2 separate regions of the Homo sapiens genome follow, and region 1 is linked to region 2. A link is a contact called in ENCODE Hi-C or POLR2A ChIA-PET data. All regions are on one chromosome and are shown on one strand. Each heading gives the region's core, a stretch centred on a gene start or an enhancer-like site at or near the end of the contact. The rest is flanking DNA. Distances are from core to core; before and after follow the strand shown. Region 1 holds the start of SMG8 (SMG8 nonsense mediated mRNA decay factor). Region 2 overlaps TRIM37 (tripartite motif containing 37).

Evidence for each region. A loop is a pair of places that touch in the nucleus more often than their neighbours do. ChIA-PET counts read pairs that join two places held with the same protein, here RNA polymerase II (POLR2A). Pooled maps may share reads with other maps.
Region 1: a loop to region 2 is called in a pooled map, with 2.9 times the contacts of the local background. The contact joins the promoter of SMG8 here to the enhancer-like site in region 2. A Hi-C loop is called at or near these places in 1 of 50 pooled maps. POLR2A ChIA-PET finds 5 or more read pairs at or near these places in 2 of 52 experiments (GM12878 and HEK293).

Annotation. Positions count from the first base shown.
Region 1 is chr17:59,208,605-59,211,304 of GRCh38, reverse strand. SMG8 (SMG8 nonsense mediated mRNA decay factor) reads right to left here and starts at 1,270. Exons shown (of 4, transcript NM_018149.7): 1 at 1-1,270. The coding sequence starts at 1,253. RefSeq lists an enhancer at 1,392-1,461.
Region 2 is chr17:59,003,735-59,006,434 of GRCh38, reverse strand. The region is part of intron 22 of TRIM37 (tripartite motif containing 37); the gene reads left to right. Among named protein-coding and RNA genes, the nearest start is that of TRIM37, 100 kb to the left of the region's middle. Within about 2 kb of position 1,379, at least 2 of the 41 ENCODE cell types and tissues checked have a DNase peak (open chromatin) inside an H3K27ac peak, as active enhancers do.

The DNA of each region.
Region 1 (2,700 bases), core at 21-2,520, 200 kb before region 2:
ACATGCTGCCATAGGAATTCCCGAAGAGTGAAATCCACTAGCTGGCCTGAAGAACTGGAACTGCTGCTGTCAATGTGAAAGGAAAGTTGTTGTCGGCTGTGCTGCCTCATCACCTGGTATCGCCTAGGCCCAGAAAGGGGTGCAGGCACCAGCAAAGATTCCGGGTCCTTCACAGTACAATGACTCCTAAGTTGGTCCAGCAACATACCTACTGGGTCCTCCTCCTGGCTTCCCGGTACTATGTACACGAAAGCTTGGTTGGCAGGCACAGTAAAGAGGCAGTTGATGCTCTGATTAGTCAAGACACGACTCTTCCGGAAGATTCTATAGATCTGGTCCTCCAGGGCATGCTGCAGCCTCCTTTTGGGAGAATGTTTCTTGGGCTTGTCTGGATGAGCTGGGTCTTGGTTCCGAGGAGGTTCTACCTTGAGGGCTCCATTGAGTTGAAAGAGGAAAAGGAGTCTAGGTGGGCAAGGTCGGCAGTTTAGCTTCCAGTCTTTGCCAACTGGACAATCCTTAATGGCTGTTTTAAGGAGCGGCAGGACCTTCTGTCTCAGCCCATCCAGGGCTCTGAATACTCGATCATAAGTGATATCAAAGGAACAAGTGGGATGGACCAGAAGCAAGATATGACAGACAGAGAATAGGTAAAGGAGACTGAGGCACTGCAGCTTCTCTTGATGCTTCCAGAACTCGTGTGCTTCTGCATGAGGTAAAGAGAGTCCACCTCCAGCTTCCCCGCTCTGAAGAGCCCGACAAGCCCGGAGAAGCTGTGAATTGTCACAGATGGAGGTGAGGAGAAGATACAGAACTTTGCTTTCCTGACTGTAGTAGGCCTGCAGAAGGCTGTAGTCCTGGGAGCCTGCCTCAGTTCGGTTACCTTCCGCGACAGCTCCACTTCCCCGAACTGAACCCCCGGCTGCAGCCCCAGGGTCCTCGGCTCCACCGGCCTCACCCACGGCGCCAGCCTCAGTTCTGATTCCAGGTCCTGGATCCCCAGGATCTTGGTGGCGAAAGAGAGGAAAGACCTGTCGGTCGCACACCGTATTCACAAGAGAGAACTTCTCGGAATTCAGGCGTAGAGCCGTCTTGCCGAAGATTCCCACAACGCAGATCTCATCCTCCCGCCATGGAGGCTCCGGTCCGCCAGCCGCGCTCCCTCCGCCCTCAGTAGGGGACCCTCCGGGACTTTCAGAGCCCATCCAGGCTGATGCTCCCATTAGAAGGTCTCGCAAGCTCACGGGACCAGCCATAGTGCAGAGCGTTCTCTAGAGTCCTTCCGGTCCGTTAGTAAAACCGACCGGCTTTCGTCCAATTTTGAAATCCTTCCTCCGCTTCTTCAGTTCCTGCTTTCCCGTCACTTGAGTTCCGCCTCCTCTTCTCCTCTCCTAGTTTGTTTCCTCAACTGTAGGAATTGAGATATCAAAAACAAAAAACAAAAAAACAAAACAAAACTGGGACTACTGCGGTGGCTCACGCCTGTAATCCTAGCACTTTGGGAGGCCAAGGCGGGCGGATCACCTGAAGTCAGGAGTTCGAGACCAGGCTGGCCAACATGGTGAAACCCCATCTCTACTAAAAATACGAAAATTAGCCGGGCGTGGTGGCGGGCGCCTGTAATCCCAGCTACTCGGGAGGCTGAGGCAGGACAATCGCTTGAACCCGGGAGGCGGAAGTTGCAGTGAACCGAGATCACACCATTGCACTCCAGCCTGGGCAACAAGAGCGAAAACCGTCTAAAAAAAAAAAAAAAAAAAAAAAAAAAAGCAAAAATTAGGCGTGGTGGCGCATACCTGTAGTTCCAGCTGCTCAGGAGGCTGAGGCAGGAGAATTGCTCGAACCAGGAGGTGGAGGTTGCAGTGAGCCGAGATCACCCCGCTGCACTCCAGCCTGGGCGACAGAGTGAGACTCCGTCTCAAAAAAAAAAAAAATTGCGAAATATCTTTGTATGTAAATTATAACTTGCAGAACCTCTCTAACTAGAAGGCATATTGACAAATAGCTGCCAGGATAAAACTTACAACCAGATTTAAATGTATAATTATAACGTTTATTATTCTGGGGTTTTGTAAAAAATAAAAATCTTTGAATCTAAAAAAATTATCTATAGCACTATACAATAACATGACTGAATCTTTAAAATAAATGTTGATTGAAAGAAATCAGAAACAAAAGTGTATATACCCTATAATTCTATTTTTTTTTTTTTTTTTTTTTTTTTTTGGAGATGCAGTCTTGCTCTGTGGCCAGGCTAGAGTTCAGTGGCGCGATCTCGACTCACTGCAACCTCCGGCTCCCCGGTGCAAGTGATTCTCTTGCCTCAGCCTCCCAAGTAGCTGGGATTACAGGTGCGTGAGACCACACCCAGCTAACTTTTGTATTTTTAATAGAGACAGGATTTCACCATGTTGGCCAGGATAGTCTCAATCTCCTGATCTCATGATCTGCCCGCCTCGGCCTCCCAAAGTGGTGGGATTACAGGCGAGAGCCACTGCGCCAGGCCTGATTTTATTTCTATAGAGTTCAAAAGCAAGCAAAATAAACCATTGCATTTAGGGGTGTGTTCTTACTAAAAGCAAGGAAATATTTATTGTACCAAGTAGGTCAGTGATTACTTAGTGAGGGAAGGGATTATGATATAATATATATATTATATATATACATAATAATATATATTACACATATACATAATAATATATA
Region 2 (2,700 bases), core at 130-2,629:
TAGCATCTGAAATTCGAGCAACTTGATTTAAGGGAGTTATAACTCAAGTTAGCTTTACTGAGCACATACATAGTAGGTGCTCAAAAAATATGGTAGATGATTGACAGAGTAATAAGATGCAGATTTCTTTTGCGTTAACAATCTCTGAAGCTCCTTACAATTAATAGTATCTTGTAATTGCTATCATTGACGTCCAGCCATTTGTCTTTTTCTTTACATTCACAAAGGTAGGAAACTTCCAGATCTTAGTGCTTGATAAAAGACCAGGCGTTTTCATGCAGGAATTTCTTCCTAGCATTTCTTGGGAAATGTGTGTTTTTTTTGAATTCTGAAAAAAATTAGTCAAGAAGTTTAATAAATGGAAAACATTATTCTAATTGTCTTATTAGAATTAATTTTAACAACACAGAAACATTACTGATTTGAAGGAATCTACTTAGGGCAAGTTGAAAGTAAAAACTGGAAATACTGATACCTGGAATCAAAGGTTAAGGTCAACAGGAGCTCCTTGGAAAGAAGTGATTACAAATCAGTCCTCATTATAAATATCGCCGTTTTATGTGTGTTCATGGCCCTGTCTGCTGCTAAGTAAATAATAATGAGTTTACACATGGTATACTTAATAAAAATTGATTGGTGTTCCAAGAAAGATTTTGAAGCAAAATCCTTATATTGGCATTTTTATTAACATGTGATTCTGCATAGTACTGTAAACCTTGCTGAGTTCTAAACGTGACATTATTCACATACTACCCAGTAATACCCACATGCAGTCTAGCATTTGAATATTCACTATAGGCCTCAGCTCTTACAAATACTAATTAAATGATTTGTTTTAAAGATACACATGTAGGCTGGATGCGGTGGCTCACACCTATAATCCCAGCACTTTGGGAGGCCGAAGCGGGTAGATCACAAGGTCAGGAGTTCGAGACCAGCTTGGCCAGTATGGTGAAACACATCTCTACTAAAAATACAAAAAAATTAGCTGGGTGTGGTGGCACATGCCTGTAATCCCAGCTACTTGGGAGGCTGAGACAGGAGAATTGCTTGAACCTGGGAGGTGGAGGTTGCAGTAGGCTGAGATCACGCAGTGGCACGCCAACCTGGGTGACAGAGTGAGACGCCGTCTCAAAAAAAAAAGATACACATGTAATGAATAGAGTTTGAAAAATGTATTTAATAACTTTTTTAAAAGAATAATGTAGATTTGGGGAATTCCAGAGAATTCCAATTCATTGTTTTTGAATCCTGAAGGTTGGTATTTGTCGGGAATTCAGAAACACTACTAATAAGAGGTCAAATTTGTGCCTTGAAGTTCAACTCAGTGTGTTTTAGTGTTTTCAGCAACAGTTCCATGAAGGGCCACAAGGTGGAGGTGGTGCTTCACAGAACTAGCTAGTTTTGGCCTCTTTAACCGTCTCTGCTCTTTTTCTTTTTCCCCTACTTCATAAAATTGTTGTAAACTCTTCACTCTTTTAGAACAGGAAAGTTTGTTTTTTTGTTTTTTTGTTTTGCTGAAGATGGAGACGATTTCTAAATATTTAAGGCTGAAATAATGCTAACCAAACTCTTCTTAAAAAGAGAAAAGGAAGAGTGTACCACTGAAGCCATGTGGGGCCACAGTTGCCTTTGTTGGAAGCTTTTTAAACTAGAGCAGATTTTATTTCTTTAAGAGTTAAAATACCCATCGATTTTTCCTTGAGTAACCTTTGGTAGTTTGTACCTAGGAAAGAATTTGCTCATTTCATCTGTTTTTGGTTTCATGAGCATACAGTTACTGATAGCATTTTATTATATTTTACTGTTTATAGAACCTGTAGTTGATGTCCTCTTTCATTCCTGATATTGGAAATTTTGTTTGCTCTCTTTTTGTTAGTGAATCTACCTAGAGGCTTTTTTAACTTTATCGATCTTTTCAAAGAAACACCATTTTGTTTCATTGTGGTTTTTTTGTTTTTCTGCTGATTTTATTATGTTTTTTATTATTTCCTTCCTTTTACTTGCTTTGAGTTTAATTTCCTTTTTCTAGTTTCTTAAAGTAGTAGTTTAGATTATTGATTTGAGATATTTTCTCTTCTAATATAAATAATGTCATACCTTTCCTTTTAAGCACTGCTATAGTCACATCCCACAAATTTTGATATGTTTTATTTGTATTTAATTCAGAATGTTTTTTATAATTCTACAAAATTTTCAACTTTTTTCCTTTTATCTATTGTCTCTCCTTTGTTATTTTTGCTATCTCTATGGCATTCTATTTGACACAATTTAGACCAGTCCCTTTATCCCCTTCATTCTTAATTCTTCCTTCCTTCCTCTGTCCCTCAGGGTCTTGTGTTCTGTTACCTAGGCTGGAGTACAGTGGTACAATCATAGCTCACTGCAGGCTTGAACTCCTGGGCTCAAGTGGGCCTCCCTCCTCAGCCTCCCTAGTAGCTAGGACAATTACAGGTGCACACCAATGTGTGCCTGGCTAATTTTTAAATTTTTTTTTTTTTTTTTTTTTTTTATAGAGATGGGGCTTTGCTAAGTTGCCCAGGCTAGTCCCAAACTCCTGGGCTCAAGCGATCCTCCTGCCTCAGCCTTTCAAGTAGCTGGGACTACAGGCATGTGCCACCAGGCCTGGCTGATGAGCATTTTATCTAGCTTTAAAGCCCTTAAATAATTCCAGACATCTGTGTCATCTCATCATTGATG